Linked DNA regions of Homo sapiens: region 1 is linked to region 2. A link is an interaction called in ENCODE POLR2A ChIA-PET data of the cell type or tissue named here. Cell type or tissue: MCF 10A. All regions are shown on one strand. Links, peaks and the distances in the headings refer to the core of each region. The heading gives the core; the rest is flanking DNA.

The links. Peaks named below come from ENCODE experiments on the same cell type or tissue, not always from the same donor. Only the 100,000 strongest peaks of a DNase experiment are listed, where the experiment ranks them.
Region 1: POLR2A ChIA-PET joins it to region 2 with 5 read pairs; 10 of 35 experiments call an interaction of 5 or more read pairs at or near these places.

Annotation. Positions count from the first base shown.
Region 1 is chr15:68,056,316-68,063,717 of GRCh38, forward strand. All of the region lies in intron 1 of PIAS1 (protein inhibitor of activated STAT 1), which reads left to right. Among named protein-coding and RNA genes, the nearest start is that of PIAS1, 5.7 kb to the left of the region's middle. In MCF 10A, for the core only: no CTCF peak of the experiment used is centred there; no DNase peak of the experiment used is centred there.
Region 2 is chr15:67,996,357-68,000,356 of GRCh38, forward strand. No RefSeq gene overlaps it. Among named protein-coding and RNA genes, the nearest start is that of PIAS1, 56 kb to the right of the region's middle. In MCF 10A, for the core only: no CTCF peak of the experiment used is centred there; DNase peaks (open chromatin) are centred at 1,905 and 2,485.

The DNA.
Region 1 (7,402 bases), core at 999-4,998, 61 kb after region 2:
CCTTCTTTGTTCTTTCTCATTTTAAGAAAGTGCCTTTGGGGATAGATCAGATCCCTGGTGTGAGTCTTGTTAGGTAAAGTTTCTCTTTACGAAAATGAACCAGTATCAGATAAACACCAAACACTTGAAGAAATGTTATTTTTCTAAAATTAATCTCGTTTTTTGTGCTCTCCCAAATCTACTAGAGTTTTTCCAGAGGAAGTTTTTTTTTTCTACTCTTATGTTCCTGTTGTATAATTTTTCAAATTATAATAACTGTTTTGACATGTTGGTATGTCATTGTGTGTGTCTGAGACTTTGAGGAGCTGTGTGATAAATTGCTTAGCTGGTGATAGCGGCGTTAAAAAAATTTGGTTAATACTTTATTGTGGTTAGATTTGCTGTTCTTTTTTTGAGGGGTGGAGGAGGTGATCTCAGGAACGCCTACCATAGTTATTTGAGAATGTGTTAAAAAAAAGAGAATGTGTATATATAATTTTCTGTGCAGTAAGGTTTGGCAGATACTCCTTTTGGAAATGATATTTTCTGAAGGCTTTTTGTTTGTGATTTTTTGGAGGTAAATATCATACATTCCTAATATGATAGGAAAAATCAGAGTAAGAAGAAAAAAATCTAGATTTTTTGAAATTTTAAATGGGAATAGAGTACTTCAACTGTGAAGCTTTACATAAAACTCAGTGACTTTTCATTATTTTAGGTTTCAGCCCCATACTTCATTTTGCTGTGGATTGTATTCATAATTATTTTCCTCATGGCTTTTTTAGTGAGTCCTTTTAAATCTATAAGAAATGTGCAAAGATCAGATGGGAAAAACAGATAGATCTTTATCCCCTGTAGGAATTGTGCAAGCTGCAACACTTCAAGATATTGCCAATAAAAATTAGATTGTGAGTCATACATATCAAAATGAATTCTCTATGCACATTTGTTTATGAAAGGTTTAATTTTTCATTAGGGGAGTACCCATAAATGTCATTTTTAAGAATGTGGAGGGTATTTTGTCATCTTTAGGAACTTAGAAGCAGGAGGGTGTGATGGCCAGATGATCTTGGTAGTTAATAAGCTGACAGCTTCATGAAACTCCTCTTAAAGTAATTTAAAAAAAAATATGTGTTTTTTTGGAGTAAAACTCAAACCAAGTTATAGTGCCATTTTAATTTACAGGAAGAAGAGTGGGAGAGAAGAAGTCCATCAGCATTTTAGTGGAGTAAATAATGAAATTAAATGGGAAGAGAAACCATAATTATAAAAGTTACTATGAGTGTGTCAGTGAATTCTATTGTTATTTTCTGCCTCTTTATTTTCAAGAAATAGCTACTTAATTTTGATCCTTACGCTGTAATTTGTCTGCTTTTATTTCAGATAGAGTCAAGTACATCTGATAGTTTATTCATGGATTTGATTTGAATCTCTATAACTTGCTTTTGTCAAGTGCCACATTTAGATGGCTTTTGTTTTATGTCATTATTTTTATCAACAGTATTTTAAAAACTCTACAGTATAGTTTATAAAATACTACGTATAGTTTCTAAGTATTTCATATGATTGTTTTGAAATACCTCCTTCTTTTCATCCACCGTTTTCTCCTGGGCGATCCCATTGTCTTTTTCTTCAAAGAGTTTCTTGTAATCCCTGTTGATTGCGGTAGTGCTTAGTGGCGAGTCCATAGCTGATTAACCTTGGGTGTCTCCTGGTGAACTCCATCAGCATGCTGCTCCAGGGTTCTTGCTGAGGCTTTTGAGTTTAGTGTAATTTGTACCCTTTTTTGCTGGTAACCAGGGATAAGAAAATAAAATGGCCAATGGTTGTAGCGGGAACTGGGAAAAAGTATCCAAGTCTCAGAAAAACTGGGTGTTTATGATGAGATGTAGCCTTTCAAAACAACAACCAAAAACGGATTCATTACTTCATAGAATTGATTGTGGTGTTTTCTGAAGTGTTTGACTCTGGCATGAAGCATCTTGCTTTTTTAATGTTTGAATAATAATATCTTACTTATATAGTACTTTGCAGTTCATAATATATTGCATTATCTCTTTTGATCTTTCCAACAGTTCTTTGAGGTAGGAAAGGCAAGTAATAACTAAATCCTTTTTATAGATAGAGAAAGTGAGCCCAGAAAGGGTACGTGACTATTGCAAGGTCATACAAATAAAAGTGGCAGGGACTTGAGCCTAGGTCTTGTGTAGTCCTCCTTAAAGGTCCTACAGCAGACCTGGAGTCCTCTAGGGTGCCCAGTTCACAGATTTCTACTTATGTTGTTGCTGATACTTTCCCTTTTGGAAAAGCTCTATGCTAGGGTATTTTTGGATATTCTAGGGCATTTTGCAAGCTTCCTTGCAAAAAGTTTGGAGTTTGTTAGTTGGAATCATACACATTAATTTTTGTAAGTATCATTTTGCTTGAGAAAATTTCAGAGAATCTGAGAAGTAAGCAGAAAAATAAACAGTACCTGTAATCCCAACACTCAGAGATATCATGGTTAACATCTGGGTATTTATCCACTTAAGACTTTCTCTCTGTGAGCATATGTATATGTATATTCATCATAAAAAGATACAACACTGTTTTTTATTTATAATCTGCTATTTTCATGTCTATCCAGGTTAGTAAATACAGGTCTATATGATCATTTGAAACCTTACATTGTGTTTTATTAAACTAGTCCCTGTCAGATTATTCTACTTTTTTTTTTTTTTTTTTTTTTGAGACGGAGTCTTCCTCTGTTGCCCAGGCAGTAGTGCAGTGGCGCGATCTCGGCGCACTGCAAGCTCCGCCTCCCGGGTTAACACCATTCTCCTGCCTCAGCCTTCGGTGTAGCTGGGACTACAGGTGCCCGCCACTACGCCCCGCTAATTTTTTTGTACGTTTTTAGTAGAGACGGCGTTTCACCGTGTTGGTCAGGATGGTCTCGATCTCCTGACCTTGTGATTTGCCCGTCTCGGCCTCCCAAAGTGCTGAGATTACAGGCGTGAGCCACCACCGCGCCAGGCCCAGATTATTCTCCTTTTTTTGCAGTGTGTTTGCAGACATGTACCAAAGTTTGCAGATGTTTTATTTTAACTAAATATATTGATATGACAGATCTTTTTTGTGCTTTAGAAAGCAATGCAGGACCGGATGCCATGGCTCACACCTGTAATACCAGCACCTTGGGAGGCTGAGGTGGGCGGATCACGAGGTCAGGAGTTGAAGACCAGCCTGACCAAGATAGTGAAACCCCGTCTCTACTAAAAATACAAAAAATTAGCTGGGCGTGGTGGTGGGCGCCTGTAATCTCAGCTACTCAGGAGGCTGAGGCAGGAGAATCGCTTGAACCTGGGAGGCAGAGGTTGCAGCGAGATTGCGCCACCGGACTCCAGCCTGGGCTACAGTGTGAGATTCCGTCTCAAACAAAAAAAAAAAAAAAAAAAAAGAAAGCAATACAAATGTTTATTTTATTTTTGTAGAGTCAGGGGTCTCACTGTGTTGCCCAGGCTGGTCTCAAATTCCTGGCCTCAAACAGTGCTGCCTCGGTTTCCCAAAGTGTTGGGATTACAGGTGTGAGACACTGTGCCTCTGTGCTCGGTTTTTACAGGTGTGAGGTACTGTGCCACTGCACCCACTCTACAAAATTAGCTAAAATGTTGTCAGTGAAATAAATTAGTCATTCTTGGTTTGTTCATTGTCATACCTTTATTGTTTATGTTTCTGTAATATGTGAGATAAGATTATTAAATGATGGCAGATACAGGTTTTACAAAATGTAAGCAAACATTACTTCAGCATCAGAATGTTTGATAAAGTATGAAATCGATTATGAAGTAGTATTTTATAATCTATTCATACTATTCTATGAATAGTAGAATTTCAAGTAGGCAAGTATGTTTGATTTTGGAAATTATATCACAGTGACCACATATTGCAAGTTTTTGTACCTTATTTAGATGCTTATCAGTTTTTTTTGTTTTGCTGGGATTACAGGTGTGAGCCACCACGCCCAGCTGATGCTTATCAGTTTTTAACTGGCATTTTAAAACTATATTGAACATTGCCAGACGTGGTAATCCCAGCACTTTGGGAGCCAAGGTGGACAGATCACGAGGTCAGGAGTTCGAGACCAGCCTGACCAACATGGTGAAACCCTATCTCTACTAAAAATACAAAAATTAGCCGGGCGTGGTGGTGCGCACCTGTAATCTCAGCTACTCAGGAGGCTGAGGCAGGAGAATTGCTTGAACCTGGGAGGCGGAGGTTACAGAGAGCTGAGACCGTGCCACTGTACTCCAGGCTGGGCGACAGAGTGAGACTCCGTCTCAAAAACAAACAAACAAAAAATCCCCCAAAAAACAAACACTATACTGAACATTAATATAGAGAAAATGGAAATAAGACTTTACCATATTTTTAATCTCAAAACAAAGTGTTGCCATTTAAATTGGGAGGTAACATAGTTTCAAGGATCCACAATCTCTGCCTCCGGGGTTCAGGCAATTCTCCTGCCTCAGCCTCCCGAGTAGCTGGGATTACAGGCATGCGCCACTGCGCCCAGCTAATTTTTGTATTTTTAGTAGAGACAGGGTTTCACCATGTTGGCCAGGTTGGTCTCTATCTCTTGACCTCGTAATCTGCCCGCCTTGGCCTCCCAAAGTTCTGGGATTGTAGGCGTGAGCCACCGTGCCTGGCCCAGGATCTGGTTTTAGAAAGATAACATAGGCAATGAAAGCATTTTTATTTTTAGAAAAAACCTTTATGAGTTAAACCAATTAATAAATGCATATGTGAATTAAGAATGCTATTTGTGCAACATCTGAAAAGTAGTGCATGTAGAAGGAACTTGAAATTGATCGTACTCTAAATTTGATTCGTTCGACTTTGGTCTTCACCTAAATCTGTATTTATGTAACGTTTTATCATTAGGATTTCTTTGAAATAGGCAGTAGAGACAATTTTAAAGTACTTAGTTGTCTTTAACCATCAATTTCAGAAGTAGTATTAATTGCCACTGCACTTTTTGCTAGATGTTTATGACTATATTTCCCCTTCCATGTTAAAAATTGTGCAACTCCTGTTACTTTTGATTCCCTCTACTCTTGGTTTCAGTAGTGTCACATGAAAAGAAAATTCCCTAGAACCCTTCCTTCAGAGTTTTCTGGTAAGTCTTCATTCTTAGCTATGAACTTCTAAAATTCGTCAAAATGAAGAAACCACCTTTTTATTTTTCAGCTTTTCTTTAGATCAAGCAAACAAAACAAACATAAATCCTTTGAATATTAACTAATGATGGAGATATCAGTAACTCTCATAGGACTGTTGTAAACGTTCCTATTTTTGAAAACTTAATCTCTTTTTTACCTTTTTTGCTATTCACTGCTTTCAGTTTACCCGCTTTGGTTGCCGGGTTAATTTCACCAAAACACTCCTTTCATTCTGTCACTCCTATCTATAAAAACTTTGAATGGCTTTCTATCGAAAACTGGATAAAGACTTAGTTCTCAGTCTAGTATTCAAGATTTTCTATTGTCTGGCCCCATTCCACTTTGTGTGTGTGTTTTGTCTCTTCAGCTGTATAGCAAAAGCCCTTAACTTAAAGCCAGAGCTGTTAGTTTGCGTCTTTTTGTTGGCTGGTGTTCTGTTTGTACACCCCCCATTCTCCCATCCCTACCCTGTGGACACAATAGGTGTTTTTAATATACATGTGTCAGATGAACAAATTATGTTTAAGATTTGTTTCTGTCAGAGACTGGGGCCTGATACTCTTGTCTATAAGACAATCTAAATTGAAAATATTTTTAGGGTCATATCTTCGCTCTTTTTTCTTGCTGCTGCTTAGATGAACTTGAATAACATTAAATCCAGAATAATTTATCAAGGGCTGTTTTAGATTTACCTTTTACATTATTTTAAGTTATAGAGATAATAAGTGACTACACTTCTCATTGTAATGATCTAACAGTAAATAGGGTAAAAATGGAAAGACCTCATCATCTTCATTCTTAGAGGGAATCATTTTGGTGTATATCTGTGTATTCTTATTTGGGTGGGCAGGGGGAGGTGACAGCTTTATTGAGATAAAATTAACATATCCCATTACAGTTCACCTCGTTAAAGTGCACAGTCAGGTAGTTTTTGGTATATTCACAAAGTTGTGTAACCATTAACCACAATCAGTTCTAGAATATTTTTTCACCTCGAAAAGCAACCCTACATCCTTTTAGCATCATCCCCTTCCCAAACCTTACCTCACTCTTAGCCCTAGGCGACTGATAATCTATTTTGAGTCTCTGTAGACTTGCCTATTTTGGGCATTTAATATAAATGGAATAAAAATATGTCACTTTTTGTGTCTGGTCTTGTATTCATTTTTTTCTCTGCATGGGCATTTAAATGTGTATGTCTGTATAATATTTTTAATTTATTGTGTGTGTGTATGTCTAGATGAGAACAAAACTAGGCACATAGAAGGAACTTAAGTGAATGTACATGTACATAAATATCTTTTCTAAAACTGTGAGACCATACCATATGTAGCATCCTACAGTTTGCTTTTTTTTACAATAGATAGTGAAGATCTTTCCATGACATGTCCAGACAATGAGATGGTCTCATTCTTTTTAACAGTGTGTAATATTTCCTATGTATGTTTATAGAGATTTACCTCTTGAATTTATCAGTGTATATGGTTAAAAGTTCTTAACAACTTGTTTTGATGGTTTTGCTATACACTACTGGTTTTTTTAAAAAAATAATTGCCACATTTAATGTAACCTCTGTAGTATTAATGCTGGAGTTTCACTTAACAATAGGAATGAAAACATCACAGGTAAGGGTTGTATAGCTTGAGGAGAAATGGAATGCAGGGTCTTTATGCAGTTCTGGCAGTGCTCAGCCAAAGCAATTCATTTTGTATTTGGGTTTCTGAATGTGAGCAAGCCTGTTTTTAAAAAAGCTCATGGCATAGTGCTTAAAATAGAACTTAACATGCTATCTTGTGCTTTATGGTGAATTTTAAGACTTTTTCTTGCAGTCATGCAAGTCTAATCTTAAAGATTGGAAAGATTTCAGAGTAAATATTTTTTCTCATATGTTAAAATCATCATTCTGGTCTATGGGCTTCTGTAAGTTACCCAAGAAGGGGACTGAAGAGGCACAGAACTGGCTCAGAAACTGGCTTATAGTAGATTCTCAGTAATTGTTATTTATTAAAGAATTATTTATCACATTCTGTTATTTATTATATTTTTGGGTATCTGCTGTGTATGAGGTACCAGGTTATTGGTGATTTTAATATATTATCACATATGTGTGTATATTTATTTAAATATTTCTGTTATAGCGGAATGTTTACTAAAAATTATCTTTTTAAAAATTATACAAGTAATGCATCAGTTCTTACAGAGGTTTTCAAAGTCTATTTCTCAGG
Region 2 (4,000 bases), core at 1-4,000:
GGATGTATTATTTGCCACAAAGGACAAATGTGAAACTACCTCTTGATCAGTCACAGACTGTGGGCCTCTTGGGAGTCTGGGAGGTCACAGGTCAAGGCCTAGAGAAATGGCTGTGTCCTAGGATTAGGGACAGTGGAACTGCTTTCTCTCCTGAGGCCTCTTTGGTGTGGTCATGGGGTGCTGCTGATGTCTGCAGCCCTCTGGGCACTCTCTCAAAGCTGCCCTGTAGCTGGAACATCTATCTGCATCCCTACTCAGCGCAGAGGCAGTGAAATGGCAGCAAACAACTCCCTTCTATTTCCTGGTGGCTTGTTCTCTGGGACACGGAGAAGAGCATGGTGACTGCCAGGTTTCAGGCCTATCTAGCAGGGCAATGAGAGCTCCTGGGCACCTGAGGATTCAGAACCACTTCTTTCTTTCTTTTTAATTTTTTTTTTTTTTTTTTTTTTGAGACAAAGTCTTGCTCTGTCGCCAGGCTAGAGGGCAGTGGTGCGATCTTGGCTCATTGCAACCTCCGCTTCCCAGGTTCAAGCAATTCTCCTGCCTCAGCCTCCTGAGTAGTTGGGATTACAGACACACACAACCATGCCCAGCTAATTTTTGTATTTTTAGTAGAGACGGGGTTTCACCGTGTTGGCCGGGATTGTCTCGATCTCTTGACCTCATGATCCGCCTGCCTTGGCCTCCCAAAGTGCTGGGATTACAGGCATGAGCCACCGTGCCCGGCCCAGAACCACTTCTTAATTGAAGAGAACATCTTCCTTCTCTTTGTCTATGGGATAAAGTCCTATACCTGTAACCAAGGCCATACCCAAGGGTCCCCCAAATAGCTCAACTCAACTGGCTGATGCTCATGGGTAGCCATGACCCCTCCAGCCCATTGCCCAGCCTGTCACACGCTTCCTGCCTTTACACATGCCACTCCCTCACTTCCTATTTCTACCAGATGAACACCTGCCTGTTTATCAGTGTCTCTGAGAAAACATCCCCCTTTCCCCCCAAGAGCAAGGGCAAGGCTCTGCCTTCATTGCATCCTTAGCCCTCCAAGCTAGCTGATCTACTCTCACATCACTCCCCTGACCAGCATGTAGAAGCAATCCACACAGAAGCAGGCCTGGCATGAAGTGTGGTCCTGGGGCCCCTGTTGGGCCATCTTAACTCATTGGTTGCTTGATCATGAGGTGGGGCCCAAAGAAGTGACAGGGCTGCTGGGACTGAGGGAATTACTCAGGCAATTGATGCTGACTCTACCTTTTTGTGATCAATCTGGTCTCCTTGGTTCCAGGATTTGGAGCTCTGTGCTCCAGCAATGCAAGCTGCCTCTGAACCATTTGTCTTGTCCTCCTGCCCTAGGACTTTCCTTCTGCCTTTGACTTTAATTTTCTGCATGGATCCTGGACATGGTTCAAACTTCTGGTTCTAGTGGCCCAACTCTCTATGAAGAAGAATTCCCTGTCTCAGCCCCAGAATCTCAGGTTTTCACCCAGCTTGCTATCCTCAAGGGATAAATCAGACTCTTTCCTCTCTGCATCCCATCTTTTTGTTGTATAACTTATTTTGGGTTTTGCTTGTTTGTTTTTTGAGACAGGGTCTCGCTGTGTTGCCCATGCTGGGGTACAGTAGCATGATCACAGCTCACTGTAGGTTCAATTTTCTGGGCTTCAGTAATCCTTCTGCCTTAGCCTTCCCAGTAGCTGGGACCACAGGTGTGTGCCACCATACTCGGCTAATGTATTTTTATTTTTTGTAGAGGCAAGGTCTCACTATGTTGTCCAGGCTGGTCTTGAACTCCTGGGCTCAAGTGATCCACCTGCCTTGGCCTCCCAAAGGGCTGGGATTATAGGCATGAGTCATCATGCCTGACCTAACTTATCATTTTGTCTTCTAACTATTTGTTTTCATGACTAAGCCCCTCCCTGGACTGTGAGCTATTTAAGGGCAGAGTGGATGTCATAACATATTTCATAAATTAATGCATGAATCAATGATGATCAGTGTCTGTAGTATTACAATCACTTGTAATGCTACAGATGATATTATAGCCCTATGAATTACATAGAAAATCATTTTTATCATCCATGACTTCCATTTCAAGTCTCCCAAGAGGGAGGAAAAAGAATCTCTGCCTGTCTGGCCCCACGTGGAGTCCAAGGAATATTATAGTTCTTTTCCTTGTATTTTTCTAACGCCACTACATTTTGGGGGGCTTATCCACCTTAGTACCTACTAAGTTCAAATTTGGACTAAGTCTGTAGCTCGGTTGTGCATTTTGAACTTCATCTTAAATTGGTCATGGCCCATTGCTACTGCTTCACATTTCCTCCGTCGTGTTTTCTCTTTTATTGCTTCTATAGGTTGTGAGTTAGGATAATAAAGTCAAGATAAAATTGCTCCAAGCCATTTGCAGCTCTGGGAAGCTGGCACAGGGCTGCCAGGAGCTGGCTGGGTGCCACCAAGAGGAAAAAATATTCTTCCGTGTTGCCAGCCTTATCAGGACTCCTCACAGTTTCTTGCCAAAATTTTAGGAAAACGATGATCTACTCCCCTGCAGCTATTCTGTATGTTTCTATAGGTGGGGAGTCTTTCAACAAGGATTTTCACTAAAAATACCTCTCATGTTTTTCCCCTGGTTTAAGACTGTAACTTGAGCTCCATATTGTGAAATACTGACATTGAGATATTAATCACTGTGCATAGTTGAGGCATCATTGTCATCATCATCAGCCACTCACACTAACTGAAAGTTTATAAGCTATGGAATCCCACTCAGGACGTGCTCATGAAAGAATAATTGGAGATTATTTTTTAACTGTGAAAAATGTTCTTTTGGAGGAATGAGGAATTGGGAAAATAGGAACAGATTATAGAAAGCTGGTAGGAAATCACAATTCTATTCTTTTATTTTCTTTCTGTTTGTTTTTCCAAGATAAAGGGTCTCCTTATGGTGCCCATGCTGGCCTTGAACTGGGCTCAAGTGATCCTCCCACCTCAGCCTGCCAAAGTGCTGGGATTATAGGCATGAGCCACTCTGCCTAGCCTAAAATTTTCAATTTTTTTATGGAGGTGTGGTCTCACTATGTTGTCCAGGCTGTTCTTGAACTCCTCCCTCCTCGGCCTCCCAAAGTGTTGGGATTACAAGCATGGGCCACTGTGCCCAGCCCACACAACTCTACTCTTTTAAATATTTGCTCTACATCTGTTTGATGCCACAACAATGACTCAATTCCGACAATTCAATTTATTTATATGGGTGTGGCTTTTTTTTCTTATTCGATGGGGGAGTTTGTCTATCTGGCATAGACAGACAAGCCAAATTTCAAATTCTTGTTTAAGTGTTGAGAAGATATGGCCATAAGCATGTCTTTACTCAGTCAATCAATTGAACTTCAATCAACAGTGCCTACTGAGCACTAACTATGTGCATGCCCAGTCCTGTGTTTGGAAGGATACAGAGAATAAGGTACCATTTCTCCCTTTTCTTTATTAATTTATAGTCTAGTCAGAATTTATAGACTAGTCAGGCAGTCCTGGGCTCAAATCCCAATGCTATAACTTAGCAGCAAAGTGGAATTTTGGCAAATGATCTAATATCTCTGCACTTCTGTCTCCTCCTCTGTCAAATGGGGTGATGATAACACCTAATTCACAGGGCTGCTGTAGGAATCAAGGGAGATTGTGGGTGTATTCTGTGGGGTGTATCTATAAGTATTGGCTTTCTTCCCCTTCCCTTAGCCTTTAGCCTGGGGTAACCTCAGTGGAGAGGATTCCTAGAAGCCCTGTGTAAAAGCCTTCTTCTTAAGGCTAAGGGCAATTACCTCCATGGCCACGTGAAAATGGGCGCATAGTGGCTGGCTTTAAGTGAAGGCTGCAAACTGGCTGCCCACTGGCCAAAGCCAGAGTTAGACACTTCCAATTAGTCCTATATGATGTTAAAAAAAAAAAAAGTAATCTGCGGGCACAGTGGCTCATGCCTGTAATACCAGCACTTTGGGACGCTGAG